Regions from separate parts of the Homo sapiens genome. Here regions 1, 2, 3, 4, 5 and 7 are each linked to region 6. The links are chromatin contacts, found by Hi-C or POLR2A ChIA-PET in ENCODE. All regions are on one chromosome and are shown on one strand. The core of a region is the stretch at or near the end of the contact, and the rest is flanking DNA. Distances in the headings are between cores, read along the strand shown. Region 1 holds the start of ETF1 (eukaryotic translation termination factor 1). Region 2 holds the start of HDAC3 (histone deacetylase 3). Region 3 holds the start of EGR1 (early growth response 1). Region 4 overlaps PCDHGA1 (protocadherin gamma subfamily A, 1). Region 5 holds the start of SNHG4 (small nucleolar RNA host gene 4). Region 6 holds the start of ANKHD1-DT (ANKHD1 divergent transcript). Region 7 holds the start of RNF14 (ring finger protein 14).

Region 1 (3,617 bases), core at 313-2,812, 1.9 Mb before region 6:
CAACTTTTCACATGGCCTGAGGCAGGCCATTCTACTATTCTAAGAATGCTCAGACATACAAGTATGTAATAATGTTCCAAACACTTTTTTTTGGGGGGGGGGGCACTTCCTGTAAGTAAAAAGTTTCTATGACTGGGAAAGGAACAAAATAAAGTAATAAAAGAAACAGGAATACCCCTGGCACACCTTCCTCAAACGAACAACGTTAAAAAAAAAAGAAAACACACACACACAGCTAATTTTAATCTAGCCTACTCTCCCCCCAATGGACACACCTACAGTTTCTTATCAAAATGTACAAGACTCAAAGCCCATTTAATTCAATTATGAATCTCACTCAACAAGCATCAAGCACATCAGGCGCCTCTCTACAGCGATATCCCCACAAGTTTCAGAGAAATGCCAGCAGGGACTCTGTAGTTATGATTCCTATCAAACGGCCCCCTAACCCGTATTTCTCCTGGACATACACATGCAGATTCATTAACCAAAACCTACCCAGCACCCCTCACATCGCGCGTACGTTGGCATTTTCAGTTTATAGGTGGGTCCTGGAACAGCTAAAACCAGGAAGCTCCGGGGTAATTAGAGGACTTGGGAGAAGTCATCTTGGGACAGGTGGAAGACCCAGAGAAATCAGGAATCAGAAAGAAGCTGTCCCTGGCCACCTCTGCTTCCCGTCCCATCCAAACTTCACCCACCCGGGTCTCAGAAGCCCAGAAGGGAGAGGCCATTTTAATGAGGCCTGGCTGAGAAATGAAGGGAGAAGAGGAAATCAGGGAAGGGCCCTGGGAAAGGAAGGCCGAACACTTTGCCACAATAGCACCCGAGTCGGGTGGCAGCACCTGGAGCCCGAAGAGGGAGGACCTGGACTTAAGGGCCCGGGAGAGGTGCAAAAGTAGCGGTGGCCTACCACGAGGGGGGCCGAGTGATCTAAACCGGGGAGCGCGGGCCCCTTACCCCCATGCGGGGAAAGGACCCCTTCTCGGGCCAACCGCGCCGACCCTCGCCCCTGGGTCAGGGGCTACTACCCAGAGATCCAGAAGGCGGGAGTTGGCTAGTGCCTGGTTCTCCTCATCCGGCCATGCGGCGCGGGGGCGTCCATCCTGAGGGGTCCGGGAACCAAGAGGGCACGGAGGGTGCCGGACGCGGCGCTCACCCGCGGGCCGCCTCCAAGCTCTTAATGAGCTTCTTGATCTTCCAGATCTCCACGTTCCTGTCGGCAGCACTGGGGTCGTCCGCCATCTTCTCGCCTCCTCCTCCCTAGAGCGGCCCGGCGGGGCCCGGAGACACCAAGACCACAGAGTTAGCGCCGCCGCTGGGGCAGAGCGGCCCCCTTCCTCGCCATCCCCCAGAGGCCCTCTCCTCCCGTCCGGTGCAGCTCGCCACAAAGGTCACCGGCCTTTCCCTCCCTGTGCCTTACCTAAGGGCCCAGTCCTGGGCGGCAGCGGCTGCTCCTCCCCGGCGGCGGCTCCGCGGCGGCGGCGGCTCTGACGTAGGACACCGGCTCCCTCTCTCCAGGCAGCTGCATGTGTTGCAATCCGCTCACATGGGGCCTGTGACATCACTTCCTCCGCCAGGGGCGGAGTGGAAGGCGGCAGGCGGAAGGGAGGGGGCCGGTGCGAGTGAGGAGAAGCTGGGCGTCCGCCGCGACTTCTCATTGGCTCTCTGCCCCGCAGCCTACAATGAGCCCGCCGATTGGCTGCAGCTGGGTCCGCGCCGCCTTGTGAGGTAAGGCTGGGGGGTGGGAGGTGCCACCTTTCTTCCGGCCCGGCAAGGCGAGAGGAGGAAGCGGGCGGAAGCCGGTGGCTCTCGCGAGTTTACTGAGAGCCCCCGTCAGGCTCGAATGGGGGTGGTTCTTAAAGAGAGAGGACCGGGGTCGTCGTCTTTTCAGTCCATTCTCCTTGAATAGGGTGGACATCTGAGGCTTTGCGACTCGAAGCTAGGCACTTGGGCCCGACGCGCGGTTTGAACGGTGCTTGAGAAGCCGCGAAGAAGCGCCTCGCGCTCAGCGGCTTCTTCGCTGACGAAGTGCTGCGGTCTGCGTGCGTCATGGCTGCACGGAATAGTGTGGAGGAGTCCTGGCCAGTAGGTCTGGATGAGGAACCTGCCTCCGGGCGGTCCGGGACCCTCACCTGCAGGGGCGAAAGAGGCCTGTTTTCTCTCGCCCCAGAGCTAGGACGGGCTCACTTTGGACTTAGAACTTTATGGGGTGGAAGACAGCGGGGGCTGCCTGAGCTTGGAGACCTGAGGTATCTGGTCCCATGTATGATTTGGCCTGAGCCGTTGAGAATGGGGGTGGAGAGAGTTGAAACAAAATGGGCATCCACATACGGTTAGAACTTTATCTTTTTGAGTTAGGATTTTTAGGTGGCTACTTTGTCCCCCCTCACCTCGTCTGGGTTCAAATATTGAGCCCAGACCGTGTGCTGGACCCTGTTTTCCTGGGGATACAGAGGTGAACCAAACAGATGACAGTACTTACCCTTATGGAGCTTATAGTCGATTGGGTTTTTAAGTTTGTGATTTTATACTTTTTGTAATAAAATAATTACACAAATGCTTAAGTACTTCAGGGTGCTCTGAGAGTGTATGGCGGGGACCCAGCTCTGAAATGAGACCCAAAGGATGATTAAGAGTTTGTCAGGAGGAAACAGAATACAGTTGAGAACTACAGAAACGCCAGTGTGCTGGCACAAGGTCAGGGACGGGGAGAGTGGTTTGAGGGAGCAGCAGGGGAAGAGGTCATGTAGGGTCTTTTAAGCCAGATTCAGAAGTTTGGTTTCTTTCAAGAACAGTGGGTAGTTTAAAGGGTTTAGAGCCCTGGTGTGGACTGGAGAGAGTACAGGAGAAGCCCAGAGACCATTTTGGCTGCTTCATTATCATGTGAGAGATGATTTTCGCTTACATTAGGGTGGTGACAGTGCAGATAGAAGTGAATGAAGGGCCTGGTGCAGTGGCCCACGGCTGTAATCCCAGCACTTTGGGAGGCCAAAGGGGAGGATCGCTTGAGCCCAGGAGTTTGCGAGCAGCCTGGGCAACATGGCAAGATTCCGTCTCTACAAAATTACAAAATATTAGCCTGGTGTGGTGGCCCGCGCCTGTAGTCCCAGCTGCTTGGGAGGCTGAGGTGGGAGAAACCCTTGAGCCGAGGAATTCGAGGCTGCAGTGAGCTGAGATCACACCACTACACTCCAGCCTGGGTGACAGAGCGAGACCTTGTCTCGAGGAAAAAAAAAAAGTGAATAGGACTGGATGATGGATTGGTTGAGGAAAACCAAGAATGGTTCCCAGAGTACTGAAGTGGTGACATTTACTGAGGTGGGAAAGGTGAGGAGTAGGTGTTGGGGGATGATTGAGAATTTCATCTTGGGCCTGTTAAGTTTGAGATTGCTTATGAGACATGTAAGTAGGGATGTCCGTCATGCGCTTTCATTTGTATGGTTTTTGAATACTTTTTGCATGTGTTATAAACTGTGTCCACACTTTGAAGATGGGGGTATGACCTCCATTTCATACATGGGGAAACTGAGGCAAAGAAAAGTGAAAGGGATCTGCTCAGAGTCCACAGCTAGTTTATGGCTTCCCGACTCCATTTTTGGAGTCCAGTGTATTAT
Region 2 (4,004 bases), core at 1,240-3,739, 1.2 Mb after region 6:
TACCACAGACCCTTAGCACTTGTCCCTACTGCCTGCTATACTTCTCCCCTCACCCTCCAACCATCTTTCATCTGATTACTTCTACTCTTTTTTCAGATCTCAGCTCAATCTTTACTTCCTCTAGGAAGGCCCCACCGACCAGCCACTCCACCAAGCTAAACAATCCTCCACGTATACACTCTCATAATCTGTCATACACCTCCTCTTTATAAGACTTAGCAAAAATACGATATTAAAATTTTGTTTTTGTTCATCACTGCATTCCCAGCACTTAGCACAGGGCCTGCCTAGAACAAGTGACCAATAAATATTTATTGAATAAACAAATAAAATGAATTATGATGCATTGACAAGTAGGCCCCCCTTGAGATCTTCCCACTGCTGCCAAAAGACCTCACTGAAGGGCTTGGCATTAAACTGTTAGACATCAAAACTCCCAGTCCTCCCTCACCAGTCATCGCCTACGTTGAAGGCATTAAGACTCTTGGTGAAGCCTTGCATATTGGTGGGGCTGACTCTCTGCAGGAAGTCAATGTAGTCCTCGGAGTGGAAGCGGCACATGTCATGTTGGGAGGCCTGGTATGGCTTGAAGACCTCGGGATGGAGACACAAGATGAACCCAGGCAGGGTCAGCCCCACTCCACAGGCTCAGACCACCCATACTGAACCCAGTCCTGGAGACTATATGAAGCCAAACATAGCATTCCCCTCATCCCACAATCCTTAAGTCAGTAGAGAGACTCCGATTAACCAGGTAAGTTATTACAAATGAGCCCCCTGAAGACCACTTCTTTTCCTTTCCACCTCCAGCTCAGCCTATCGTACCTTCTCAACTTTGAGCCCTGATCCACCTGCCCTGTTCCTTGGAATCTCCTATTCCCAGTTCTCTCCATGCTCATCTCCTCCCCCAAGCTCTGATTCTGTCCTCTTTCCTCTGGATTCTTCTTTCTGGAGTCAAATATATGGGATATATGTCAACTTTCTAATTAAAATCAAAGATTTATTATCTTTGGAAGGTCAGGGGGATGTGTCACACCTCTTTGAAAACTGCACAAGAAAGAGCTTTTCTTCTCCCAGAAAATGCACACAGGTACATACAGGCAAACAATCTCAAGGGATATAGATTCCTGCACTAACATCACCTCAGTCTTTTCTATGACCAGTCCATTTGTCTGTGCCTTGGCACAAGCAATGAACATTCATTCATATTGTTCACTAGTTTCCCTAGCAACACATAAAGCCTGGGTTTAGCTGTTTTGTCTTATTTTTTCTTTTGAGACAAGGTCCTCCCTGTCAACTCAGGCTGCTGATCATAGATCACTGTAACTTTAAACTCCTGGGCCCAAGCCATCCTCTCGCCTCGGCCTCCCAAGTAGTTGGGACTACAGGCACACCCACCGCACATGGCTACTTTTTTTATTTTTATTTTTTGTAGATGTGGGTCCCACTGTGGCCCAAGCTGGTCTCCAACTCCTGGCCTCAAGCGATCCCCCCCATTTCAACCTCCCAAAGTGCTGGGATTACAGGCATGGGCCACCACGCCTGGCGTGGCTTAACTGTTACTATCCCATATCACAGCCATAAATTCCAAGCTGGGAAGACAGCATGTGTATGTCTGGTAGATGAAAAACTGGATAGCGATTAAGCAGAACCATGTAGAGGTATTCCAGGCTGAAAAAGGAATATCTAAAATATCGCCTCTGTTCCACACGCACATACACATTTACAAAGACGGCAGCATCGTTCCACCCTGGAGCCCTAGCTCCTTGGAGGTAAAGAAAGGTGGTAAAAGAGGAGTGGGAACTGAGGGTAAACCTCACACCCTGATACAGTGATATCCGCTCCCCTAACCCTAATTCCTGAGGCCAAGGCCCTATCCACACTCTAAAATGCAGAGGAGGAACACACCTTCTGTCTTCAAACCAGCCCCACATCACGCTAACCCTAGGCCAAGGGCTAGTGTGCCTACAGTCAGAGGGTGGCCGACCTGAGGTGAGAAAGTACTTTCCATTAAGCAGAGGACGCCACCCCCAACACCCTGCACTTTCAAGGTACTCCTGGTGACTTCTATCCAGCTCCCCGATACTCTAGGGGCGGGTCGCACTTCATGCACTCAGTCCAGCCCACCTATCCCTACGGCCACAGCTCGCCCCACCCCCCAACCCCCGGCCGAGGCGGCGGAACTCACGATCATCTTCTTATAGAGACCGTAATGCAGGACCAGGCTATGGGTCAATGCCAGGCGATGGGGCTTCATAGGGTGTCCAGCTCCTGGGGGTGGGGAGAAGAGAGTTCGTCAGCTCTCACCCCTGGAGTTGCAACCCCGCCTCAAAACCTCCGTGTCCCAACCCCTCATGCATATCCCTGTTTCCTCACCGTAGTGGAAGTTGCCCACGTCGGGGTCGTAGAAATAGGCCACGGTCTTGGCCATGGTGCCGGCGGGAGCAGGCCCCGCACCTCCGCCGCCCGCCGCCCGCGGCCGCCGCCAGCCCCTCCCCGGCCGTGCGTGCTGCGCAAGCACGTAGCCGGCCTCTGCGGAACTGGGCGTTGCGGCCCCGCCTCCATCCACACCCAGGCCACGCCCCCAGGGGAGCTCCGCCCCTCGCCCGGCTCAGCTCTCCCGGTATCTGGGGCTTTGAGCGTCCCGGGTTGGGCAGGGAACTGGCAGCATAGCTCCTAGGATGCGAGGGCCATTTGTCTCCGGCCGGGGGTCAGATCCTCGGGAAGCCGAGCCATCCCATCCAGCCGCTTGCCCCAAACCGGGCGCAGGCCGTGGTCACTTCTCTAGGAAGCTCCGAAGATCCCGCCACTCCGTCCCTCAAAGGTGCGGAAAGCCGGCTTCCCCCAGCCCTCGGAGAAGATTCCTGACTCTCCGCTCGGTCGGGGCATCTGAGGGCAGGAGCTGCGCCAGGCGTACCGGATAGACCAGTGGACAACACCCACGCCGGACCGCCTGTCCCCTACCCGGACCCAGACTCGGCGCCGCACATTGCCCCGGGGGGGCCCGGCGCAGTCACGCGCGCGCAGAGCTCACGCTCTCCGCCCCGCACACCTGCGCTCCGCCCCCTGGTCCTGGGCCCGCGACGGGTGAAGGCATTTGGGAAGCCAGGGCGGCTGCGGAGGCGATCTCCCTGACCCAGGGCCGGAGTTGCCCGGAGCCTGCCACCGCTCTCAGCCAGCCCGCATCCTTCTCTGTTCTTCCCTCCCCCCGCCTGCCACGGCGCGGGTATCCGCAGCCACAGCCCGGGGCCGGTGAGGCGGCGAAGGGGGAGGGGAGGAATCAAGGGATGAGCGCCGGAAGGGCGTCGGGGGCCCTGAGCCGCACTAGGACGCCCCTGGAGCCGGAACCCCAGCAGAAGCCGGAACCAGAACCAAATCACCGGTACCGGGTCGGCCAGGTGGTCAGGGTGGGAGAAACCAAAAAGGGAGAGGGGTGCGGGAGTACTGAGAGGAAGGGGCTGCAGAGGCCTGGCTCAGGCCGGCGTGGAGGAGGTGCGGGCGCTGACTCAGGCAGGATTTCTGCTCCCGCCGCCTAAGAATGCCGTCCCATCTCGTGCTGCAGTGTCCTTGGGAGGGACAGAAGCGCGAACAAGCTGGAAAGGGGAACGCTCGGGGCGTCGGGGAAGCGGGACCAGGGTCGTGGTAGAGAGCTTGCGTTGCCGCTGACCTCTTGCCGAAAGGCGAAACAGCACTCCTGGCCCGGACAGCTCCCTGGTTGGGTAGGGGGTGGGGCCGGACCTCAGCCGGACGTCTTAGACGTGCTTGTTTCAGATCCTGAGGACGGCATTCCTACCCCTCCCCCATTCCCAGCTGCAGCCCCCTAAACCCAGGAGGCGCCCTGGCCCGCGCTCGCCCCCCAGGGCCTCATGTCGGAACCACAGCCTGACCTGGAACCGCCCCAACATGGGCTATATATGCTCTTCCTGCTTGTGCTGGTCTTCTTCCTCATGGGCCTGGTAGGCTTCATGATCTGCCACGTGCTCAAGAAGAAGGGCTACCGCTGC
Region 3 (4,017 bases), core at 1,195-3,694, 1.9 Mb before region 6:
TTAAAAAAAGCAAAAACAAACAAGTAAACAAAAAGCTTGGCTGGCTGGGTGCTGTGGCTCACACCTGGAATGCCAGCACTTTGGGAGGCCGAAGTGGGTGAATCGCTTGAGCTCAAGAGTTCAAGACCAGCCTGGGCAACACAGCGAAACCCCTCTCTACGAAAATACAAAAAAAAAAAAAAAAAAAAAAAGTAAAAGCCAGGCGTGGTGGCAGGCACCTGTAGTCCAAGCTACTCGAGAGGAGGAGGCTGGAGGATCACTTGAGCCTGGGAGGCGGAGGTTGCAGTGAGCTCGCGCCACTGCACTCCAACCTGGGTGCCAGCGTGAGACCCCGTCTCAGAAAGAATAAAAACATTAAAAAAAAAATTTGGCTAAGGTACCCTACCAGGGAGTGGCAAAATGGACATTCAGACACAAGGCCATCTGCGCTGCAACAGCCTGGCCTTCCTGCCCTTGCGGCAGGAGTCCTCTGAGAGGCGCATCACTCCTGCCCCAATGGACAACTCGGTAGACAGTGGGAGTGAGCCCCCCACCTCCCCAGCGGACTTGAGACGGCAGGCTCCGAGACGAGGGAGTCCTGGTTCATTAAGTTGGTTTTTATAAGAAAACATGTTTGGAGGGGGGACAGCCACAGAGGGATTAAGTCCAAGAAAGTTACACCCTCCCCCACCTAATCCCCCTGACCCCGACCTCCAGAGGCTGTTGGGGTTCACAGAGGCCCTCACCTCCTCCCTTCCCTCTCGGTGTCGTCAAGCACCCTCCTTCCCCACATTCTCTTTCTGCTTTCTTTTTAAATCCAGAAAAAACAGCACCTCCTCTGGATTCAGAGCTAGAGCAGGAGGAGCCTTCCCTTCCCGGAATCCCTGTTCCCTTTGGGGTGAGCAACTGACTGCGTCGTGGGGGCGGGGAGGGCTTCCCTGTTCGCGTTCGGCCCCAGGGAGACCTGCGGGAATCGTTCTCCCTCGCCACCACCCACCCCCTGCTTCCTTCTCCCCCTCGCCTTGGCCAGGCTCGGGGTGAGGAGTGTTATCCCGGAGTCTGGGCGCCTCGGCAGTGACGGCTCCCCAGGGACTGCAGGGGGAGCCCGGGCTGCAGCGCCTGCTCAGTTCGTGCTCACTGCGTCGAAGGCTCCCCCGGCCTGGCTCCGCGCCCAGCGCCGCATCCGGGAGGAGGAGCGAGGAGGCGGCGGAAGAGCCCGCGCGGCCGGAGTCCGGGGCTGGGAGTGGAGAGGGAACCTCCAGGGGGCAGCACCGAGCCGCCAAGCCGGTCCTCTCTTCGCGCCCAGCCCGGGGTCCCCAGACAGCCCATAGGGAAGCCCCTCTTTCGGATTCCCGCAGTGTGGGCCGGCCCTCCACCTGGACTGGATAAAGGGGGGAAAGTGACCCCTCACCACAAGGACCATTATCTCCTGGTGAGAACAAGAATCAGGCCTCTCTTGGGGCAATCAGCTTCCCCACTTCGGTCCCCCAAAGGTGGGCTCTTTGCCGGCGGGGACTAGGGAACAGCCTTTCGGTTCCGGGGGAGCACAGGGGACCCCAGGCACCAGCAGCCCCATCCCACCGACAGGTGGCAGAGGCAAGGCAGCTCACTGCTATACAGTGTCCCAAGAACCAAGTGGCCGTGACTTCCTATCCTCAATTTCCCAGCGACACCCGGAAAGACACCGTGCCATAGATCGAGGCCCGGGGTCAAGGCCCCGCCTCTCCTGGGCGGCCCCTGCCCAGGCGGGCCCAGCCGCTCCTCCCCCGCACTCCCGGTTCGCTCTCACGGTCCCTGAGGTGGGCGGGCGGGCCCTGGATGACAGCGATAGAACCCCGGCCCGACTCGCCCTCGCCCCCGCTCTGGGTCTGGGCTTCCCCAGCCTAGTTCACGCCTAGGAGCCGCCTGAGCAGCCGCGCGCCCAGCGCCACACGCCACGAGCCCTCCCCGCCTGGGCGTCCCCGGATCCCGCGAGCGCTCGGGCTCCCGGCTTGGAACCAGGGAGGAGGGAGGGAGCGAGGGAGCAACCAGCTGCGACCCGGAAATGCCATATAAGGAGCAGGAAGGATCCCCCGCCGGAACAACCCTTATTTGGGCAGCACCTTATTTGGAGTGGCCCGATATGGCCCGGCCGCTTCCGGCTCTGGGAGGAGGGAAGAAGGCGGAGGGAGGGGCAACGCGGGAACTCCGGAGCTGCGCGGGTCCCGGAGGCCCCGGCGGCGGCTAGAGCTCTAGGCTTCCCCGAAGCCTGGGCGCCTGGGATGCGGGCGCGGGCGCGGGCCCTAGGGTGCAGGATGGAGGTGCCGGGCGCTGTCGGATGGGGGGCTTCACGTCACTCCGGGTCCTCCCGGCCGGTCCTGCCATATTAGGGCTTCCTGCTTCCCATATATGGCCATGTACGTCACGACGGAGGCGGACCCGTGCCGTTCCAGACCCTTCAAATAGAGGCGGATCCGGGGAGTCGCGAGAGATCCCAGCGCGCAGAACTTGGGGAGCCGCCGCCGCCATCCGCCGCCGCAGCCAGCTTCCGCCGCCGCAGGACCGGCCCCTGCCCCAGCCTCCGCAGCCGCGGCGCGTCCACGCCCGCCCGCGCCCAGGGCGAGTCGGGGTCGCCGCCTGCACGCTTCTCAGTGTTCCCCGCGCCCCGCATGTAACCCGGCCAGGCCCCCGCAACTGTGTCCCCTGCAGCTCCAGCCCCGGGCTGCACCCCCCCGCCCCGACACCAGCTCTCCAGCCTGCTCGTCCAGGATGGCCGCGGCCAAGGCCGAGATGCAGCTGATGTCCCCGCTGCAGATCTCTGACCCGTTCGGATCCTTTCCTCACTCGCCCACCATGGACAACTACCCTAAGCTGGAGGAGATGATGCTGCTGAGCAACGGGGCTCCCCAGTTCCTCGGCGCCGCCGGGGCCCCAGAGGGCAGCGGCAGCAACAGCAGCAGCAGCAGCAGCGGGGGCGGTGGAGGCGGCGGGGGCGGCAGCAACAGCAGCAGCAGCAGCAGCACCTTCAACCCTCAGGCGGACACGGGCGAGCAGCCCTACGAGCACCTGACCGCAGGTAAGCAGTGGCCTACGCCGAGGGGGAACCCTTTCGCCACCATCCTGGCGTCCTGTCCTTCACCGCAGGAGTGCTCCTGGATCTTAGAATGAGAGCCGGGTTTCCCTTTCATTCCTCGCATCCCCAGAGTCATGTGTTAGAGGGATGCCAAGGAACCCCACACAGCCCACCCCCTGCCCTCATCCCTAGCGGAGCGCAGAGGACCGAGCTTTTGTTTTGGATGGAGAGCTCTGGAGCTGCGTGGGTGGGTGGAGGGGGAGGGCTTGTTTTGATGAGCGGGGCTGCGCCCCCCACCTCCAGTAAGACTTGCCTTGCCTTGCTTGCCGCCTGTCCCCAAGGAAGGACCGTGATCCTTGGCCGTGGATGTCCCGGCAGCCCGGGTTTGGGGGCGCGCACTAGCCGCGGCCATGGGGGTGCTGGCGGGAATCCCTCGCCCGCACAGCCGCCGCTGCGGAGCGCTGCGAGCTGCAGTGGAGGGGGATTCTCCGTATTTGCGTCAGCTGTTGTTGAAATGGGCTCTGCCACTGGTGCGGGTCCAGGAACATTGCAATGTGCTGCTATCAATTATTAACTACCTCGGGAGTCAATGGTAGCCGGCCCGGTCTCTTGCCTGGCAGCTCGGGTCGTCCTCGTCCTCCAGTGATTGCTTTCCAGTAACCAGGCCTCCCGCTTCTCTCTCTCCTGCCAGAGTCTTTTCCTGACATCTCTCTGAACAACGAGAAGGTGCTGGTGGAGACCAGTTACCCCAGCCAAACCACTCGACTGCCCCCCATCACCTATACTGGCCGCTTTTCCCTGGAGCCTGCACCCAACAGTGGCAACACCTTGTGGCCCGAGCCCCTCTTCAGCTTGGTCAGTGGCCTAGTGAGCATGACCAACCCACCGGCCTCCTCGTCCTCAGCACCATCTCCAGCGGCCTCCTCCGCCTCCGCCTCCCAGAGCCCACCCCTGAGCTGCGCAGTGCCATCCAACGACAGCAGTCC
Region 4 (3,924 bases), core at 1,179-3,678, 1.1 Mb after region 6:
TCCAGCAGAGTGCCTGGCACACAGTAGGTGCTCAAATGCTGTTTTGAAATACAAAAATTAGCTGGGCTAGTGGTGTGCACCTGTAATCTCAGCTACTCAGGAGGTTGAGGCAGGAGAATCACTTGAGCCCAGGAGGCAGAGGTTGCAGTGAGCCGGGATCGCGCCACTGCACTCCAGGCTGGGCGACAGAGCAGGACTCCATCTTAAAAAAAAAAAAAAAAAAATGCTGTTTTGAAATGGAGGCTTGGAAGAGCACTCTTCACCCCCACCCCACACACTTACTAACGGAACTACCGAATCTCTACTCGTGCCAGGCCTTGCTTGGCAAAGGCTAGGGGCATGTAAAGCCATGGTTTCATGGCTGCTGCCCTCCAGGAGCCCATGGTCTAGTGTGGGAGTCAGAGGCTCCCTTGAGAAAGCCAGGGCAAGGAACTGAGAGCCCGTGTCACAGCCCTGAGAGAAATACCAGCGAATGTGTTTTGAGCACTTACATCTACCAGGCACTATTTTACGTACCTGACATACATTTTCTTATTTAGCATTCACTAAAACCAGAAGAGGTGGTTACCATTATCATCCCCATTTTGCAGATGAGAAAACTGAAGTGGCATAAGGAGGTTAGGTAGACTTGCCCAGGATCACAGTGAGTAAGGAAAGGAGCTAGGAATCAAACCTAGACTTTCTCACTCCAGAGCCTCTTAACCTCTACCCTCAACTCTTGTGAAGAGAGACTACCTTGGTGACCCCTATATTCCCAGTGCTCAGCGTGGTCAAGGCCCAGGGTGCTGTATAGGCATTCATTAACTGCTGGGGATATAAGACAGTGACTGTTGAGGACCCTAAGTTTAGCTCCCACCTGATCTTCCTCTGTCTCTGCAGAAGCTGCTGATGGGAGCTCCACCCTGGGAGGGGGTGCCGGCACCATGGGATTGAGCGCCCGCTACGGACCCCAGTTCACCCTGCAGCACGTGCCCGACTACCGCCAGAATGTCTACATCCCAGGCAGCAATGCCACACTGACCAACGCAGCTGGCAAGCGGGATGGCAAGGCCCCAGCAGGTGGCAATGGCAACAAGAAGAAGTCGGGCAAGAAGGAGAAGAAGTAACATGGAGGCCAGGCCAAGAGCCACAGGGCGGCCTCTCCCCAACCAGCCCAGCTTCTCCTTACCTGCACCCAGGCCTCAGAGTTTCAGGGCTAACCCCCAGAATACTGGTAGGGGCCAAGGCCATGCTCCCCTTGGGAAACAGAAACAAGTGCCCAGTCAGCACCTACCCCTTCCCCCCCAGGGGGTTGAATATGCAAAAGCAGTTCCGCTGGGAACCCCCATCCAATCAACTGCTGTACCCATGGGGGTAGTGGGGTTACTGTAGACACCAAGAACCATTTGCCACACCCCGTTTAGTTACAGCTGAACTCCTCCATCTTCCAAATCAATCAGGCCCATCCATCCCATGCCTCCCTCCTCCCCACCCCACTCCAACAGTTCCTCTTTCCCGAGTAAGGTGGTTGGGGTGTTGAAGTACCAAGTAACCTACAAGCCTCCTAGTTCTGAAAAGTTGGAAGGGCATCATGACCTCTTGGCCTCTCCTTTGATTCTCAATCTTCCCCCAAAGCATGGTTTGGTGCCAGCCCCTTCACCTCCTTCCAGAGCCCAAGATCAATGCTCAAGTTTTGGAGGACATGATCACCATCCCCATGGTACTGATGCTTGCTGGATTTAGGGAGGGCATTTTGCTACCAAGCCTCTTCCCAACGCCCTGGGGACCAGTCTTCTGTTTTGTTTTTCATTGTTTGACGTTTCCACTGCATGCCTTGACTTCCCCCACCTCCTCCTCAAACAAGAGACTCCACTGCATGTTCCAAGACAGTATGGGGTGGTAAGATAAGGAAGGGAAGTGTGTGGATGTGGATGGTGGGGGCATGGACAAAGCTTGACACATCAAGTTATCAAGGCCTTGGAGGAGGCTCTGTATGTCCTCAGGGGACTGACAACATCCTCCAGATTCCAGCCATAAACCAATAACTAGGCTGGACCCTTCCCACTACATAATAGGGCTCAGCCCAGGCAGCCAGCTTTGGGCTGAGCTAACAGGACCAATGGATTAAACTGGCATTTCAGTCCAAGGAAGCTCGAAGCAGGTTTAGGACCAGGTCCCCTTGAGAGGTCAGAGGGGCCTCTGTGGGTGCTGGGTACTCCAGAGGTGCCACTGGTGGAAGGGTCAGCGGAGCCCCAGCAGGAAGGGTGGGCCAGCCAGGCCATTCTTAGTCCCTGGGTTGGGGAGGCAGGGAGCTAGGGCAGGGACCAAATGAACAGAAAGTCTCAGCCCAGGATGGGGCTTCTTCAACAGGGCCCCTGCCCTCCTGAAGCCTCAGTCCTTCACCTTGCCAGGTGCCGTTTCTCTTCCGTGAAGGCCACTGCCCAGGTCCCCAGTGCGCCCCCTAGTGGCCATAGCCTGGTTAAAGTTCCCCAGTGCCTCCTTGTGCATAGACCTTCTTCTCCCACCCCCTTCTGCCCCTGGGTCCCCGGCCATCCAGCGGGGCTGCCAGAGAACCCCAGACCTGCCCTTACAGTAGTGTAGCGCCCCCTCCCTCTTTCGGCTGGTGTAGAATAGCCAGTAGTGTAGTGCGGTGTGCTTTTACGTGATGGCGGGTGGGCAGCGGGCGGCGGGCTCCGCGCAGCCGTCTGTCCTTGATCTGCCCGCGGCGGCCCGTGTTGTGTTTTGTGCTGTGTCCACGCGCTAAGGCGACCCCCTCCCCCGTACTGACTTCTCCTATAAGCGCTTCTCTTCGCATAGTCACGTAGCTCCCACCCCACCCTCTTCCTGTGTCTCACGCAAGTTTTATACTCTAATATTTATATGGCTTTTTTTCTTCGACAAAAAAATAATAAAACGTTTCTTCTGAAAAGCTGAACGTTTCTGTATAAGCGATGGAAGCTCCTGGCATGTGTGCATGAAGTGATGAGCTGAGGTGGGTGCTGGAAGAAGGGCGGAATCGGGAGGCCACTTTGTGTCATTGCGCGTCTAGATGTTTCCGAATTGCGTGTGTGTGTGTGACTGTGCAATATGGTTGTGTATGCTTGCAATGCCGTTGTGCCTATGAGACAGTGTGCGATTGTGTGCCTATGGATCTGTGTACCGTGTGCCATTGTGTGATCGGTCCGCTGTGGGGGTGGGGATCTGAGTGCGGCGTGTCAGTGTGCAGTGGAGTGTGCAGTCTAAGCTTGCGGCTGTCTCCAGGCAGAAGAGGAGACCCCGGCGCGGGCGGGGGCGGGTTGGCGCCGGGCAAACGCCTTGGGTAGAGGGGAGAGGACGTTTCGTTAGTTCCCGCCCCTTCCTGACTAAAATTGCCTACCCGAAGCGCCCCGGAGGGCTTCACGGGAGGAGGGTAGACTCTCCTTTGCCCCCGCACCCCCACCCCCGCTGCCTAGGGGTTTTGGGAAAGCCGCGGGAGTGGGAGGGAATGCGGGAGGTGATTCTTCCAAAGCCAAGTCTGCAGCTCGAGCCTCAGTTTCCCCATCTGGAATTCGCCTTCCCGCTGACATCTCCGTAGCGAAGCCTAAGAAATTGGAGGGCTCATCCTCTTCTTGCGGGGGTCAAGGGGACTGAAAGGACGTGCAGGAAATGAGATCCATCGCAGACTCAGCTCCCCTCCCTCCTTCCTGTCGGTGCTTTTCCACTCACTCGCCTGCTCTCCCATCTCCCCGCCCCCTCCGCCTGCCTCCTCGAAGCACTGTGGGATTCCGAGGTTGCTGCAGCCAGAGAAGCTGCAGAAAAACACGGAGCTGGGGGTGAAGGGGGACTTAAAAGGGGAACTACCCGGAAGGACCCAAGAACACAAAGACAGAGCCACTGCGGTTATCTGGCTGGTCAGCAAGGGTATGCGGCTTCCTCCGCGCTGCGGAGGCTCCCAGAGCCAGGTCA
Region 5 (3,603 bases), core at 678-3,177, 1.1 Mb before region 6:
AATAATTTTGTCTTTGCAAGAAGAAACAAAAAAGTAGAAAAATAGTTGATATTACAGGTAAAAAAAACATAAATCAACCCATCAAAATTAATTCAGAATTTAAAAGGATGGAAGTCAAAAAGGTTGACTATGAAGGATTTTTAAGTTGGAAACAAAATCTTCATCTAGGTTTTTCTCCAAAGGTCATTGAAAGACCTATAGCCCAAAAAGTTGACCACTTGTTCAACAGGACATGAAAATATGGCTTACCTCACAGCCTTATTTATAATGGCTGGCCTTCCACATAAATCCTGCCTTCTACCTGGACTAATCTGAATCCAGTCATCACCAGATTATTGGTCCCTCTCTCCCCAAAGGTCTGCATAGCTCCCTGTCCTCAGTTACTTCTTGTCTCTTCTCTGAAAGCACACATGCACATTCACACACACACATACACACACACACACACACACACACACACACCCTATCTTTCCTTTTCATGAATCTTCAGGGTAGCTCTGCCCTCTCCACTTTGTGTGTTTGGAAGGAAAGAAAGCGAAATATATGAGATGCCAATGCAATTTCTCCTTTAGCAGAGCTCGGTAGGACAATTACCCACCCAATCTGCCTGGTTTTATAGCTCTCATAACCTTCCTTTATGAACACGCTGTGACAGCCGGATGTGGGCATTGATTATGGCAGCAGTCTTCAGCCACATTCCTATTTAACTGCAAAGCAGAGCTCCTGCCTACCAGCCCAGCACTGGTCATGTGACTTTTTAAATTACTGTATTTATGTAAGCCTTTTCCCAACCAGAGCCTATGTCCAACTGCATCAAAACTGGGGAGGATTTGAGCTTGCCACTTCCCCTCCAGTGGCTCTTTGGCCCTACAGCCTAGGGTCTCTTGCTGGAATCAAACTGGGGCTCTGGGCTTTCTTAGGAGAGGTCTGCAAGAGTTGGGGTGCACAAGAAGCATACCTTTTTCATTATGAAAGAGCTGAGGAAATAGACAATGAAACATGTTGGCAGATGCCAAGGGCAGTGGCTTGGTTCCCAGGGGTTCACCTGGCAATGGTGCCAGGTGCAAGAGATCAGCAAAACTTACAGGATTGGTTGTTGTTGTTGGGGGGCGGGTGTCGGAAAGGAATTTGGGGGAATTAGAGAATGGAGTTGGGAATCACTGCTTGTAGGCCTTCCACTCTGGACCCCAGCAGAATCATATGGACTCTAGCCACTGGGAGAGGGAAGTTTTAGTGTTCCAAAGAAATCCTGGTAGCCTTGCAGGCAGTCTGTCCTGACCAAGGACTCTGCCTGACTGTGCCATGGTGCAGGGCAAGTCTAGCAGAGAAAGCCAGTGTTCTTCAGTTACTGCAGCTCGGCGAAGAATCCCACTGCAGGGCACTAGGGAGGCCGGTCCTGCAGAGGTCAGCAGTAGGAGTGACTGGCTTAATCTATTCGAAAACCTCCTGGAAAGATCCCGAAGACCGTGGACCAAGGTGACCTGCGTGGGTGAGCGATCCATTAGCCGAATGACAGCGCTGCCGCAGAAAGCCAGAAAAAGGATATGCGTGGGAAGCGCAAAAGCGTGGGCTGGGCCTGCAGCAACGGAAAGGCGCCACGCTCGTGAGCGGAACCAGCGTTCCGGGGGCGCTCAGTGTGGGCAGGCAGGAAGCCTGGCTCCACTAGGACACACAGATTCTCTCCTGAGCAGCTGCGAACTATGCGCCCCTTCTACCCTTAAGAGATGGGATGGGAGTCCAACAAACCCAGCCATTGCTCAGACCCCAGCCCTTCTCTCCTCTAAGAAGCAGGTTCACCTCTGCCACCGCACTCGCATTTTTTTTTTTTTTTAAAGCCCGGCCTTTCCTAGGCGGGGTCAAGGGCCCCGCCCACCGAAGCCACGCCCAGTAGCCGCCCCGGGGCGGGGTTCCCCTCGGCTCCCGGCTGCCCTTTCCCCTCCGGCCTCTGCCGGTGCTGCTGCGCCCTGCGGAGCTCCGAACACGTGCGCGTGAGTAAGGACCCAGAGGGGAGAGTCCTTGGAGGTTTCCCAGCCTGGGGAAAGAAGCAGTGCAGGGTGGCTTCTGCCGGGGCACGGGACGAAATTGGGGTTCGTCCCCTCGTGATCCCGAGCTTGGAGGGCATCTGAAAGAGACTTGGGCCTCGGAGTCGTCCCCTGTTTTTCTACCATCCCTCTTCCCTCTTCTCCCTAGGGAGTCCCATAGAGCCTGACTCCGAGAGCCTCGATCTCCCAGGGCCAGAGGCAGGGACTTTGGAAGGTTTGTGAGGAACAAATGTCCGGTGGAACTGAGTCAGCCCCTTTAACCCGAGCCTTGAAAGGGGCAGGCTATTTTTAGATCTGTTTTTAGACCCAGCGAACAATGAACCCTCTCTACTCATTTTCCTGTTCCTCTAAATTATTTGGAGGAAGTCAGGAGTGAAATTTGGGGATGGCTGGAAAAAGGTATGATCTTAGCCTTACATAAATTATAATGGTGACTGTGAGGCCGGGCGCGTGGCTCACGCCTGTAATCTCAGCACTTTGGGAGGCCGAGGCGGGCGGATGACGAGGTCAAGAGAAGAAGACCATCCTGGCCAACATGGTGAAACCCCGTCTCTACTAAAAATACAAAACTTAGCTGGGCGTGGTGTCGCACGCCTGAAGTCGGGAGGCTGAGGCAGGAGAATCGCTTGAACCCGGGAGGCAGAGATTGCAGTGAGCCGAGATAGCACCACTGCATTCCAACCTGGTAACAGAGCAAGACTCCGTCTAAAAAAAAATGGTGACTGTGTAGGAATATTTATTATCATTTGTGCAAACATTTTGGTTATTTTTATTTTTTTTAACGGAGTCTTGCTCTGTTGCCCAGGCTGGAGTGCAGTAGGGCGATCTCGGCTCACTGCAACCTCCGCCTCCTGGGTTCATGCCATTCTCCTGCCTCAGCATCCCGAGTAACAGGGACTACAGGTGCCCGCCACCACGCCCGGCTAATTTTTTTTTTTTTTTTTTTTTTTTTTTTGTATTTTTAGTAGAGACGGGGTTTCACCGTGTTAGCCAGTATGGTCTCGATCTCCTGAACTCGTGATCCGCCAGCCTCAGCCTCCCAAAGTGCTGGGATTACAGGCGTGAGCCACCGCGCCCGGCCTAACATTTTCGTTATTGCTTTTAATCAGTAGTTGAGGTCTTGGCACGACTACTGCCTCCAATTCCCCTCACATCCAATACTGCAGTTATTTTTCCAAGTGCTGTTTTTATTGTCCTTCAGGAAGTATTGGAGGCCCTCCTCTATCCAGTGTTCCCACTGTTCACTGCCCGTTTCTCTCACTGGATAACTTTTCCCTTTTTACTCACTCATATTCACCATCTAAGCCTTTTTTGGAATGTAGCTCCTCAGGTGTTTACTGAGTGCCCACACTATACCAGACATTATCCTGAGGATTAGCTTATATTTCACTTAAGCCTCCCAACCACCCTATTTACAGAGGACTATTAGTAATATCCCCATTCAGCTTGGTGTGCTCGCTCACGCCTGTAGTCCCAGCTACTCAGGAGGCTGAGGTAGGAGAATCACTTGAGCCCAGGAAGTGGAGGCTGCAGTGAGCCATGATTGTGCCACTGCACTCCA
Region 6 (4,104 bases), core at 368-2,867:
CCCACCTCAGCCTCCTGAGTAGCTGGAATTACAGGCATGCACCACCATGCTCGGCTAATTTTTTTTTTTTTTTTGAGACGATGTGTTGCTCTGTCGCCTAACCTGGAGTGCAGTGGCACGATCTTGGCTCACTGCAAACTTCGCCTCCTGGGTTCAAGTGATTCTCCTGCCTCAGCCTCCCGAGTAGCTGGGATTACAGGCACGCACCATCACATCTGGCTAATTTTTGTATTTTTAGTATAGACGGGGTTTCGCCATGTTGGCCAGGCTGGTCTAGAACTCCTAACCTCAAATGATCCGCCCACCTAGGCCTCCCAAAGTGCTGGGATTAACAGGCGTGAGTCACCGCGCCGAGCCCAATTTTTGTATTTTTGGTAAAGACGGGATTTCACCATGTTGCCTAGGCTGGGCTCGAACTACTGGGTTCAAATGATCCGCCCGCCTCAACATCCCATAGTGTTGGGATTACAGGCGTGAGCCACGGCGCCCGCTATAGAATCTGAATATTTTTAACCCCCCTCTTTACTGACAAGATAAAGACAGAGATAGAGAGATGCATATAGGGAGGAAGAGATCTCCTTAGAGGAGGGAAGACCACCACAGCTAGCCTTGTTTTGCACCACACAGATCTGATTAGAACTAGAATTAGTTGGGCTGGCAGGACCCAGGGGCGAGCAGAGAGTTCCTGAAGGAAGAGGAGACAATAACTAGCAAAAATGAGTCTTTCCTGTAAGTTTGGGACTTTGCTAAGCGCTATATTATCATCTAATTTATTCATAACAACAACCCAATGAGGAAGGTACTAATATTACTCCCATTTCACAGAGGAGCGAGTTGAAAGTCACAAAAATGAAACAGCAAACGCGCCGAAGTCAGGCAGCAAGTAAGTGGCAGCACCAGAACTCGAAACTGCCTCGGAGCATGCACTCTTCACCACCCCGTTCCACCTTGAGGTCGGATTCCGCACGCCGTTCGCGGCATTCCCACCTTCCTACGTGGGACAGTTCCCGGTACTGAGGCATGGCGCTGTCCAGCCCTCAGGCCCGCAGCCGTCCGCAAGCAGGAGAACGCGGCCCCGCTGGGCGATCCTGCCCGAAGGCGCCCGAACTGCGGCGCGCGGCCGGGTCCTGGCGGGCGGGTCGAGTCTCCCCAAGGCGGCCATCCCAAGCAGCTCCCCGGATGTCCCTCAGACCCGCGCGCTAGGCTCAACTCAGAAAGGCGGGAGGCGCGAAGCGAGATCGGCCTTGCCCCTCGACTGTCCCCTCATCGCTCCCCGTCCTCTATTCCCTCCCAAATAGCCCCCGGCAAATAGGTTACACATCTTCACCTGTCCCAGAGGTGGTGACTGCTCTAGTGACTGACGCTACGCTCCTCCAACCAGGCAATGGCAGGAAGGTGGAGCCTTCCTAAGACTGATGGCTTCCTTTCTCCAATCCCGGTGCAGCTATTCTCCGGCCATAGTCTCGGCGCCCAGCGGAGAGCGACAGGTGGGAGCTGCGTTACTTCGGCGCCTCTTGCATCCTTGACGTAGAAGTTTCACCAAGCGCAGGGTGAAGTCTACTCCAAATTTGACCAATTCTTGCGGGTCATCACTTCAGCAGTCATTTTATTCAGAAGTGGAAATTTCCCGGCCCTTTCCCGTCACCTCAGATGAGGGCGGGATCAATGGTACTCCCACAGGCCAATTGTACCACGCGACGTCCCGCGACAAAGTGACCGACACTTTATGGCGCCAATGAATTCTCCCATTGTTCGGGGTCACTATGACTGACCACAAGGCCAACTAATCCACTTTAAGGTCGTGACGCGATAGTCAGGCGGGTTGGCCAATAGACATAGGAAAAGAGCGGAAGTCAGCTGGTGAAGAGTGGGAGGCGGGTGTTCGCAACCGCCTAGGCCTGCGCGGGTCAACGCAGCTTGGCGGCTGCGAGCCAGCGAGCGGCGCGTGACGAAGAGCCTGAGCGACGGGTCACTTTGGCCAATGATCTGCAGCCGCCAGGGTATTGCAGCCAGTGGCGAGTCGAGGGGGCGGGAGGCAGCAGGTTAGGCAGTGAGAAGTTAGTGGCGCTGCTGGGACGGGGGAAAGGAGACGCTTCTTCCTCTTGCTGCTCTTCTCGTTCCCGAGATCAGCGGCGGCGGTGACCGCGAGTGGGTCGGCACCGTCTCCGGCTCCGGGTGCGAACAATGCTGACTGATAGCGGAGGCGGCGGCACCTCCTTTGAGGAGGACCTGGACTCTGTGGCTCCGCGATCCGCCCCAGCTGGGGCCTCGGAGCCGCCTCCGCCGGGAGGGGTCGGTCTGGGGATCCGCACCGTGAGGCTCTTTGGGGAGGCCGGGCCAGCGTCGGGAGTCGGCAGCAGCGGCGGCGGCGGCAGCGGCAGCGGTACGGGCGGAGGGGACGCGGCGCTGGATTTCAAGTTGGCGGCTGCCGTGCTGAGGACCGGGGGTGGAGGTGGTGCCTCTGGCAGTGACGAGGACGAAGTGTCCGAGGTAAGGCTCCGGGACCCTCGCCTCCCACACATTGTGAGGCGTGAATTCTCTTTGGGTAGGCTCTGGGCCGGGGCCATCCTCCCGCTTCCCTGGTGGAGCCCTTCTGTGACAGCGGTCGGCTCCATGGCGGCGGTGGCCGCGGTGAGGGCCTAGTGAGCCCTCGGCTTACTCTTTAGCTCGAGCGGGACAGGTTCCCGTCACCATTCGTAGACCCACAATAGGGAGTCCTTTGGTCTCTGAGCTTCGCGCGGGAACAGGGACTCCTCAGGCTGCCTCCCGCCCACCCTGCTTTGGAGTTGGGGGTGGGGGGCGGGGTCTTGCCAGAGTCCCTGCCCTTGGTACTGAGAGAGACAAACAGAGACAGAGACAGAGCTGGTGCAAAGATCGTTTCTCTTCTTTGCCTCTCCTCAGAGTTGAGGGATACGTTTATTTGCCTTCTGCCTTGTGTGTGTCTTACCTGTGTGCTTAAGGACGGTTCTTATTCTCCCTCTTCAGTTTGAGACAGGTTTGAGTATTAGGGATCTCTCGGCTTTTACCCTGAAAAATCACGTGACTCCTCCTTCTGGGACCTTTTGTGAAGTTAGACAGGAAAAGGAAGTTCCAGGGCATCCCTGAGCTTCGGAATAGCTGGGTAGCTGAACTCGGAGGTTTTAGGCTTGGAGAAAGTGGGGCAACCTGTGGAAACCTCTTCTTTTTTTTTTTTTTTTTTTTTTTTTTGAGATGGAGTTTCGCTCTTGTTGTCCACGCTAGAATACACGTGATCTCAGCTCACTGCAACCTCCGCCTCCCGGGTTCAAGCGATTCTCCTGCCTCAGCCTCCCGAGTAGCTGGGATTACAGGCGTGCGCCACCACGCCCGACTAATTTTGTATTTTTATTAGATACGGGGTTTCACCATGTTGGTCAGGCTGGTCTCGAACTCCTGACCTCAGGTGATCCGCCCGCCTCGGCCTCCCAAAGTGCTGGGATTACAGGTATGAGCCACCGTGCCCGGCTGGACACCTTCACTCTGCCTTTGCAGTGAAGTCCTTCATTTCTTTAACTCTTCTGTGTGTACTCTAATGTGTACACATTTTTAGGTCTGAGCAACCTGGGATGGTAGGCATTAACTTCTTTTGGGTTCTGGGGAAAAAGGGGCGGGTTTTGTTTTTGTTTTTTGAGATGGAGTTTCGCTCTGTCGCCAGGCTGGAGTGCAGTGGCGCGATCTCGGCACACTGCAACCTCCGCCTCCTGGGTTCAAGCGATTCCCCTGCCTTAGCCTCCTGAGTAGCTGGGACTACAGGCGCGTGCCACCACTCCCGGCTAATATTTTGTATTTTTTAGTAAAGACAGGGTTTCACCATGTCCAGGATGGTCTCGATCTCCTGACCTTGTGATCCCAAGGGGCGGTATTTTATGTGTATACTTTTTTCTGTTGACTGTGGCTTGCGTAGAGTACTGTACCGTGATTGTTTTAAGTGCTCAGAGTATTTCTTCTATTTTGGTTCTGAGGTGCCTGAGTTGTCACCTGTGACCAGTTATTTTAACCTCTGGTCTTGGTGTTAAAGTACAGGAATTTCTCTGTGTGTACTAACAATCCCGGCTCTTGGATTTGAGAGGAATAAGGAGAAATTAT
Region 7 (4,072 bases), core at 717-3,216, 1.6 Mb after region 6:
CAGGTAATCCCTTGGGTGCCCTGATTTACTCACTTGGTTTTTTTCTCTCTCCTGGGTATAAGACCAACTACATAATTTACAAAGCCCAGGGCAAAATAAAAATGCAGCCTCTCATTCAGAAATTATTAAGAACTTCAAGAGGGTGAGAGCACAGCATCAAATCAAGAGCAGGGCACTTCTTTTTTATTTTAATTTTTCCATAAGTTATTGGGGTACAGGTGGTATTTGATTACATGAGTAAGTTCTTTAATGGTGATTTGTGAGATTTTGGTGCACTCATCACTCGAGTAGTATACACTGCACCCTATTTGTAGTCTTTTATCCTTCGTCCCCCTCTCATCCTTCCCCCTAAGTCCCCAAAGTCCATTGTATCATTCTTAAGAGCAGGCCACTTCTAAATCTGGGGCCCTTCTAAGTGCAGGGCCCTATGTGACTGCACGGGTTGCTGGCCCATGAATCTAATCCTGCCCGGGAGGCAATGGTGGTAAAAGCTTTAGAATCCTGTAGGCTTGGGTTAGAGTCTTAGCTCTGCAAGTTACTCTTTTGGAGGAAGAAATATATGAAAAAGCGGACACAGGAGCTTATTAGATTGTGAGGAGCACATTAGTTTGATGGGTCCCAGGAGAAGGAGCCAACATTTCTGTATTCCACTTAAGCGCTGAGAACGGTGCTTTGTACCTAAAAAAATTTTTTAATTAAGACATAATTCACATGCAATAAAATTAACTCTTCAAAAGTATACAATCCAGTGGTTTCTAGTACACTCACAAAGTTATACAACTATCACTGCTCTCTAATTCCACAATATTTTCATCACCCAAGAAACACCATATCTATTAGCGGTATCTATTAGCAGTCACTTCCCATTCCCTCCTGCCTTAGTTTCTGGCAACCACTAAACTACTTTTTGTCTCTATGGATTTGCCTATTCTGGACATTTCATATAAATTAAAAACAATATATGGCTTTTTGTGTTTGACTTTTTTTTTTTTTTTTTTGAGACGGAGTCTCGCTGTTACCTAGGCTGGAGTGCAGTGACTCACTGTAACCTCTGTCTCCTGGGTTCAAATGATTCTCCTGCCTCAGCCTCCCTAGTAGCTGGGACTACAGGTGCCCGCCACCATGCCCGGCTTATTTTTTGTATTTTTAGTAGAGACGGGGTTTCACCATGTTGGTCAGGCTGGTCTCGATCTCCTGACCTCGTGATCCACCCGCCTCGGCTTCCCAAAGTGCTAGGATTACAGGCGTGAGCCACCGCACCCGGCCTTCTAAGGGTTTTATAGTTTTAGTTCTTACATTTAGGTCGTTGATCCATATTTAGTTAATTTTTGCATATGGTGTGAGGAAGGAAGTGTATAATTTTAATTCCTGCTTAGCCTGACGATAATCATGTGACCCTTGGTAAGTTCTTGCACCTAAGTCTCAATTTCCTTATTTGTAAAGTGAGAATAACAAATGGTAGCTAAATCATAAGATTACAGTGAAGATAGAAAATTTACGTAGAGCATTTATCACACTGCTTGAAGCATCCTAACTACTCGATAAATGCGGTCGGTGTTACAGTTATAACATGAGCGATGAATGCGTGCTTCCACAGTGGAGTGCCAGAAAGACCGGCAGCATTTCTGAGAAGGTAAACGGGAGGAAGTAGGCTTGCTTAGTCCACTTGGAGAAGCAGGTCTGGGATTGTTGTGAGAGTCTCTGCCCTAGGTAGACCACTGCCTCATGATCCCCTCTAGAGATTGGTAAAAATTCGAATTCTCGGGCCCCATCAGAACTACTGAAAAGAGCCTCCTGTGAGCACAGGGCTCGCAGTAAGTGGGGGTGACGGTGGTCGCGCCGGCAGCGCCGCCTTGGGCCTGCGGGAGGCGCCCGAGAGGCAGGGGCGACCACGGCGGCTGCGCAGAGTCCTCCCTATGCCGGCGGTCGCGCCAGCGGGATCCGCCTGGCTCAGCTGACAGCTCCCGAGAACGGAAGAGGCGGCGCGCCGGTTGAGCAGGGCGTCTCTAGGCCTGGTCGGCTGGCGGCGGTGAGTGGGCCCCAGGCAAGGGCGGAGGGCGGAACTTTGGGGTTCGGCACTGCCGGGCGGCCGGAAGGTACGGTGGGGATAGCTCTCTGGGCGCGCGAGGCAGAGAAGGGGACCGGGCTGGGACTGTACACTGGGCCTCAGTCCCTCAAATCCGGGACCGGGCGTCCGCAGCTCGGCTGGCCGGGACTCCCTTCGGGACGCTGAGGAGGAAGGGGAAGGTGTGGGCCCTGCTCCTTCGGGACGCCCCAGGCTGGCCAGCAGCTCACACATCCGCATTGCGCCCTCTGATCCCAGCGTTGGGGCGGATAGCTAGCGTTGGGCCTGCCCCTGTTTTGGGGCAGTCGCCCAAACGACGCCGCACGCCTAGTGGCGAGCTGAACCCAGACTAGGACACCCGAAGACCAAATGGATAGAGTGAGAAGGAAATGGGGGTTAGCAACCTGAATTGAGGTACTGGATTCCAAGTGACAGCTTCACAAGCTGAAATCTTGTAGGGTAGGTCATGAGGAACTGTTGAAACTGCTTGGAGTAGAAGTTCTTAGCCCTGGCTGCATATTGGAATCACCTGGAGAACTTGGAAAACTACTGAGGCCTGAATTAATTGTTCTAGGGTGTGGCCTGGGTATTGAGATTTTAAAAAACAGCTCCTCAGAAGATTCTAATGTGCAGTCAGATGGAGAACACTAACCTAAAACCATAAACTGCATGAATGAATCTCTCATCCCATTTGCAAATGTTTTAACAGGAAGAAACAAAAAGCTTAATTCAATTAGCACCATATACTCCCACCTAGTAAAATAAGACAATGTGAAAGGACCTAATACAGTACATAGTAGGTGCTCAATTAATGTAAATTGATTCTGAATCTCATTCTTATCTCATTTGGGAGTTACACATCCGAGAATCTGGTTTTTAATTATGGTTTTGTATATAGTATTTTTGCATATAATTTTAGGGTGTTGATAGGATTCTCCGTAGCCCATCTATAGACCACACTCCCTTTTCCCCTCACCCCAGTGAAGAAGCCTAGCTCTAAAGCATTTAGAATAAAACTTAAAAGTTTGTGTTTGTGTACTCTTGTTTTGTTTAAGTATTTTTCTGTTACCAAAATTAACCTTGAGTGCCACTGGCAGGCTTAATTCATGAACAAGAGAGGAAAAACTGGAGGGGAGTGGCAAATGAAGGAATACAAGAAGCAGAAGAGGAAAGGAGAAAAAAACAAAACAAAAAACAAACTGAAGAGATTGTTTGTTATGGGGCATGGTGTCCTGTACTTTCATATGACCTTGGTGTTCCTCCTTAGCTCCTCCCATAGCTGAGGGCAGACAGATAAAAAGTCCTCAGTCATTGCTGGGGACATGCAAATACTCCTTTAACCACATGGCTCAGTTAGCCTGCCCTAGGAGAGTAACATGCACTTGTAGATTAGGATTGGCTATATGTTAGGATATGTTTGACTTAAGCAGTGATCATGGAAATTCAGAATTTTAATTTGGAGAGGGTCCTAACACCATCTTTTGTATTTCTTTTCTGCAGATGGCAGGATTTTCATAATATATGTAGTATGAGTTCCACATCTTGGCCTCTTACCCAGCTTCAGCAGTCTCAGCTCCACCAGTTAGAGAATAAATGGGATTTGCATGAACTCCACTCTGAGCTGAAATACAGACTGCGGTGTTAATATCCTTTTCTTCTGATTGTTATTAACAGGTACTAACTGACCTCAAGTAGAACATGTAATTGTGTCTTAGATAGGGATGCAGCTTAAGCAGAGCCATGAACTAACATCTCCTAGAAAAAAAGTGTTTTTTGAAAATGAAATCATTTTTAATTTCATAGTATGACCTTTTAAAATGTAAAAAATCCTAACTTTTTACTTATGTACATTTTAATTAAAAATATTTTAGTTGTGAGGGAGGATATTTGCAAATGCAATTGTAGTTCAATATTTTAATTGACTGGTAGTTTTGTTTTATTAAAATGATTTTTGTAAATTCTCATTGCATATTTTTTTCACATTTAAATTATCTGAAATTGCTGTAT

Evidence for each region. Hi-C counts contacts between places; a loop is a spot of excess contacts on that map. ChIA-PET counts read pairs that join two places held with the same protein, here RNA polymerase II (POLR2A). Pooled maps may share reads with other maps.
Region 1: a loop to region 6 is called in a map of naive thymus-derived CD4-positive, alpha-beta T cell, with 29 times the contacts of the local background. The contact joins the promoter of ETF1 here to the promoter of ANKHD1-DT in region 6. A Hi-C loop is called at or near these places in 2 of 168 maps with a recorded cell type or tissue (both naive thymus-derived CD4-positive, alpha-beta T cell), 1 of 37 single-sample maps with no recorded cell type and 12 of 50 pooled maps. POLR2A ChIA-PET finds 5 or more read pairs at or near these places in 2 of 52 experiments (CD4-positive, alpha-beta T cell and GM10248).
Region 2: a loop to region 6 is called in a map of naive thymus-derived CD4-positive, alpha-beta T cell, with 20 times the contacts of the local background. The contact joins the promoter of HDAC3 here to the promoter of ANKHD1-DT in region 6. A Hi-C loop is called at or near these places in 3 of 168 maps with a recorded cell type or tissue (naive thymus-derived CD4-positive, alpha-beta T cell and psoas muscle), 2 of 37 single-sample maps with no recorded cell type and 9 of 50 pooled maps.
Region 3: a loop to region 6 is called in a pooled map, with 16 times the contacts of the local background. The contact joins the promoter of EGR1 here to the promoter of ANKHD1-DT in region 6. A Hi-C loop is called at or near these places in 7 of 50 pooled maps. POLR2A ChIA-PET finds 5 or more read pairs at or near these places in 2 of 52 experiments (activated B cell and naive thymus-derived CD8-positive, alpha-beta T cell).
Region 4: a map of tibial artery shows a loop between it and region 6 (5-fold over the local background). The contact joins the enhancer-like site here to the promoter of ANKHD1-DT in region 6. A Hi-C loop is called at or near these places in 1 of 168 maps with a recorded cell type or tissue (tibial artery), 2 of 37 single-sample maps with no recorded cell type and 9 of 50 pooled maps.
Region 5: a pooled map shows a loop between it and region 6 (8-fold over the local background). The contact joins the promoter of SNHG4 here to the promoter of ANKHD1-DT in region 6. A Hi-C loop is called at or near these places in 4 of 50 pooled maps. POLR2A ChIA-PET finds 5 or more read pairs at or near these places in 3 of 52 experiments (MCF 10A, activated B cell and activated T-cell).
Region 7: a pooled map shows a loop between it and region 6 (16-fold over the local background). The contact joins the promoter of RNF14 here to the promoter of ANKHD1-DT in region 6. A Hi-C loop is called at or near these places in 2 of 37 single-sample maps with no recorded cell type and 12 of 50 pooled maps. POLR2A ChIA-PET finds 5 or more read pairs at or near these places in 1 of 52 experiments (activated T-cell).

The regions. Positions count from the first base shown.
Region 1 is chr5:138,541,674-138,545,290 of GRCh38, forward strand. It overlaps ETF1 (eukaryotic translation termination factor 1), which reads right to left and starts at 1,563. Exons shown (of 11, transcript NM_004730.4): 1 at 1,424-1,563; 2 at 1,160-1,263. The coding sequence starts at 1,245. RefSeq lists enhancers at 1,074-2,273, 1,215-2,004, 1,724-2,123, 2,005-2,794 and a silencer at 1,384-1,433.
Region 2 is chr5:141,634,360-141,638,363 of GRCh38, forward strand. HDAC3 (histone deacetylase 3) reads right to left here and starts at 2,490. Exons shown (of 15, transcript NM_003883.4): 1 at 2,377-2,490; 2 at 2,189-2,271; 3 at 452-594. The coding sequence starts at 2,431. It overlaps RELL2 (RELT like 2), which reads left to right and starts at 2,638. Exons shown (of 7, transcript NM_173828.5): 1 at 2,638-4,004. The coding sequence starts at 3,867. RefSeq lists silencers at 1,963-2,257, 2,267-2,316, 2,377-2,666 and enhancers at 3,177-3,226, 3,927-4,004.
Region 3 is chr5:138,463,035-138,467,051 of GRCh38, forward strand. It overlaps EGR1 (early growth response 1), which reads left to right and starts at 2,445. Exons shown (of 2, transcript NM_001964.3): 1 at 2,445-3,034; 2 at 3,723-4,017. The coding sequence starts at 2,728. RefSeq lists silencers at 1,049-1,318, 1,639-2,038, 2,049-2,398, 2,489-2,698 and enhancers at 1,231-2,430, 1,503-2,343, 2,344-3,183.
Region 4 is chr5:141,510,068-141,513,991 of GRCh38, forward strand. PCDHGA1 (protocadherin gamma subfamily A, 1) reads left to right here. Exons shown (of 4, transcript NM_018912.3): 4 at 880-2,908. The coding sequence ends at 1,106. It overlaps PCDHGA2 (protocadherin gamma subfamily A, 2), which reads left to right. Exons shown (of 4, transcript NM_018915.4): 4 at 880-2,908. The coding sequence ends at 1,106. It overlaps PCDHGA3 (protocadherin gamma subfamily A, 3), which reads left to right. Exons shown (of 4, transcript NM_018916.4): 4 at 880-2,908. The coding sequence ends at 1,106. It overlaps PCDHGB1 (protocadherin gamma subfamily B, 1), which reads left to right. Exons shown (of 4, transcript NM_018922.3): 4 at 880-2,908. The coding sequence ends at 1,106. It also overlaps PCDHGA4, PCDHGB2, PCDHGA5, PCDHGB3, PCDHGA6 and PCDHGA7, and 13 more genes. Among named protein-coding and RNA genes, the nearest start is that of PCDHGC5, 23 kb to the left of the region's middle. RefSeq lists enhancers at 449-538, 1,119-1,228, 3,467-3,924, 3,638-3,757. Within about 2 kb of position 2,429, at least 33 of the 41 ENCODE cell types and tissues checked have a DNase peak (open chromatin) inside an H3K27ac peak, as active enhancers do; they include tibial artery, where a contact is called at or near this core.
Region 5 is chr5:139,272,174-139,275,776 of GRCh38, forward strand. SNHG4 (small nucleolar RNA host gene 4) reads left to right here and starts at 1,928. Exons shown (of 7, transcript NR_182757.1): 1 at 1,928-1,988; 2 at 2,191-2,441. It overlaps LOC124901081 (a long non-coding RNA gene), which reads right to left. Exons shown (of 4, transcript XR_007058956.1): 4 at 894-1,481. It also overlaps a transcript of MATR3 not described here. RefSeq lists an enhancer at 1,282-1,631 and a silencer at 1,922-2,001.
Region 6 is chr5:140,399,784-140,403,887 of GRCh38, forward strand. It overlaps ANKHD1-DT (ANKHD1 divergent transcript), which reads right to left and starts at 1,618. Exons shown (of 2, transcript NR_186045.1): 1 at 1,328-1,618. ANKHD1-EIF4EBP3 (ANKHD1-EIF4EBP3 readthrough) reads left to right here and starts at 2,050. Exons shown (of 36, transcript NM_020690.6): 1 at 2,050-2,490. The coding sequence starts at 2,185. ANKHD1 (ankyrin repeat and KH domain containing 1) reads left to right here and starts at 2,050. Exons shown (of 34, transcript NM_017747.3): 1 at 2,050-2,490. The coding sequence starts at 2,185. RefSeq lists enhancers at 644-793, 884-1,033, 1,124-1,173, 1,364-2,253.
Region 7 is chr5:141,967,139-141,971,210 of GRCh38, forward strand. RNF14 (ring finger protein 14) reads left to right here and starts at 1,967. Exons shown (of 9, transcript NM_004290.5): 1 at 1,967-2,029; 2 at 3,566-3,739. LOC124901095 (a long non-coding RNA gene) reads right to left here and starts at 2,642. Exons shown (of 3, transcript XR_007058977.1): 1 at 2,470-2,642. RefSeq lists a silencer at 1,750-1,889 and an enhancer at 2,000-2,149.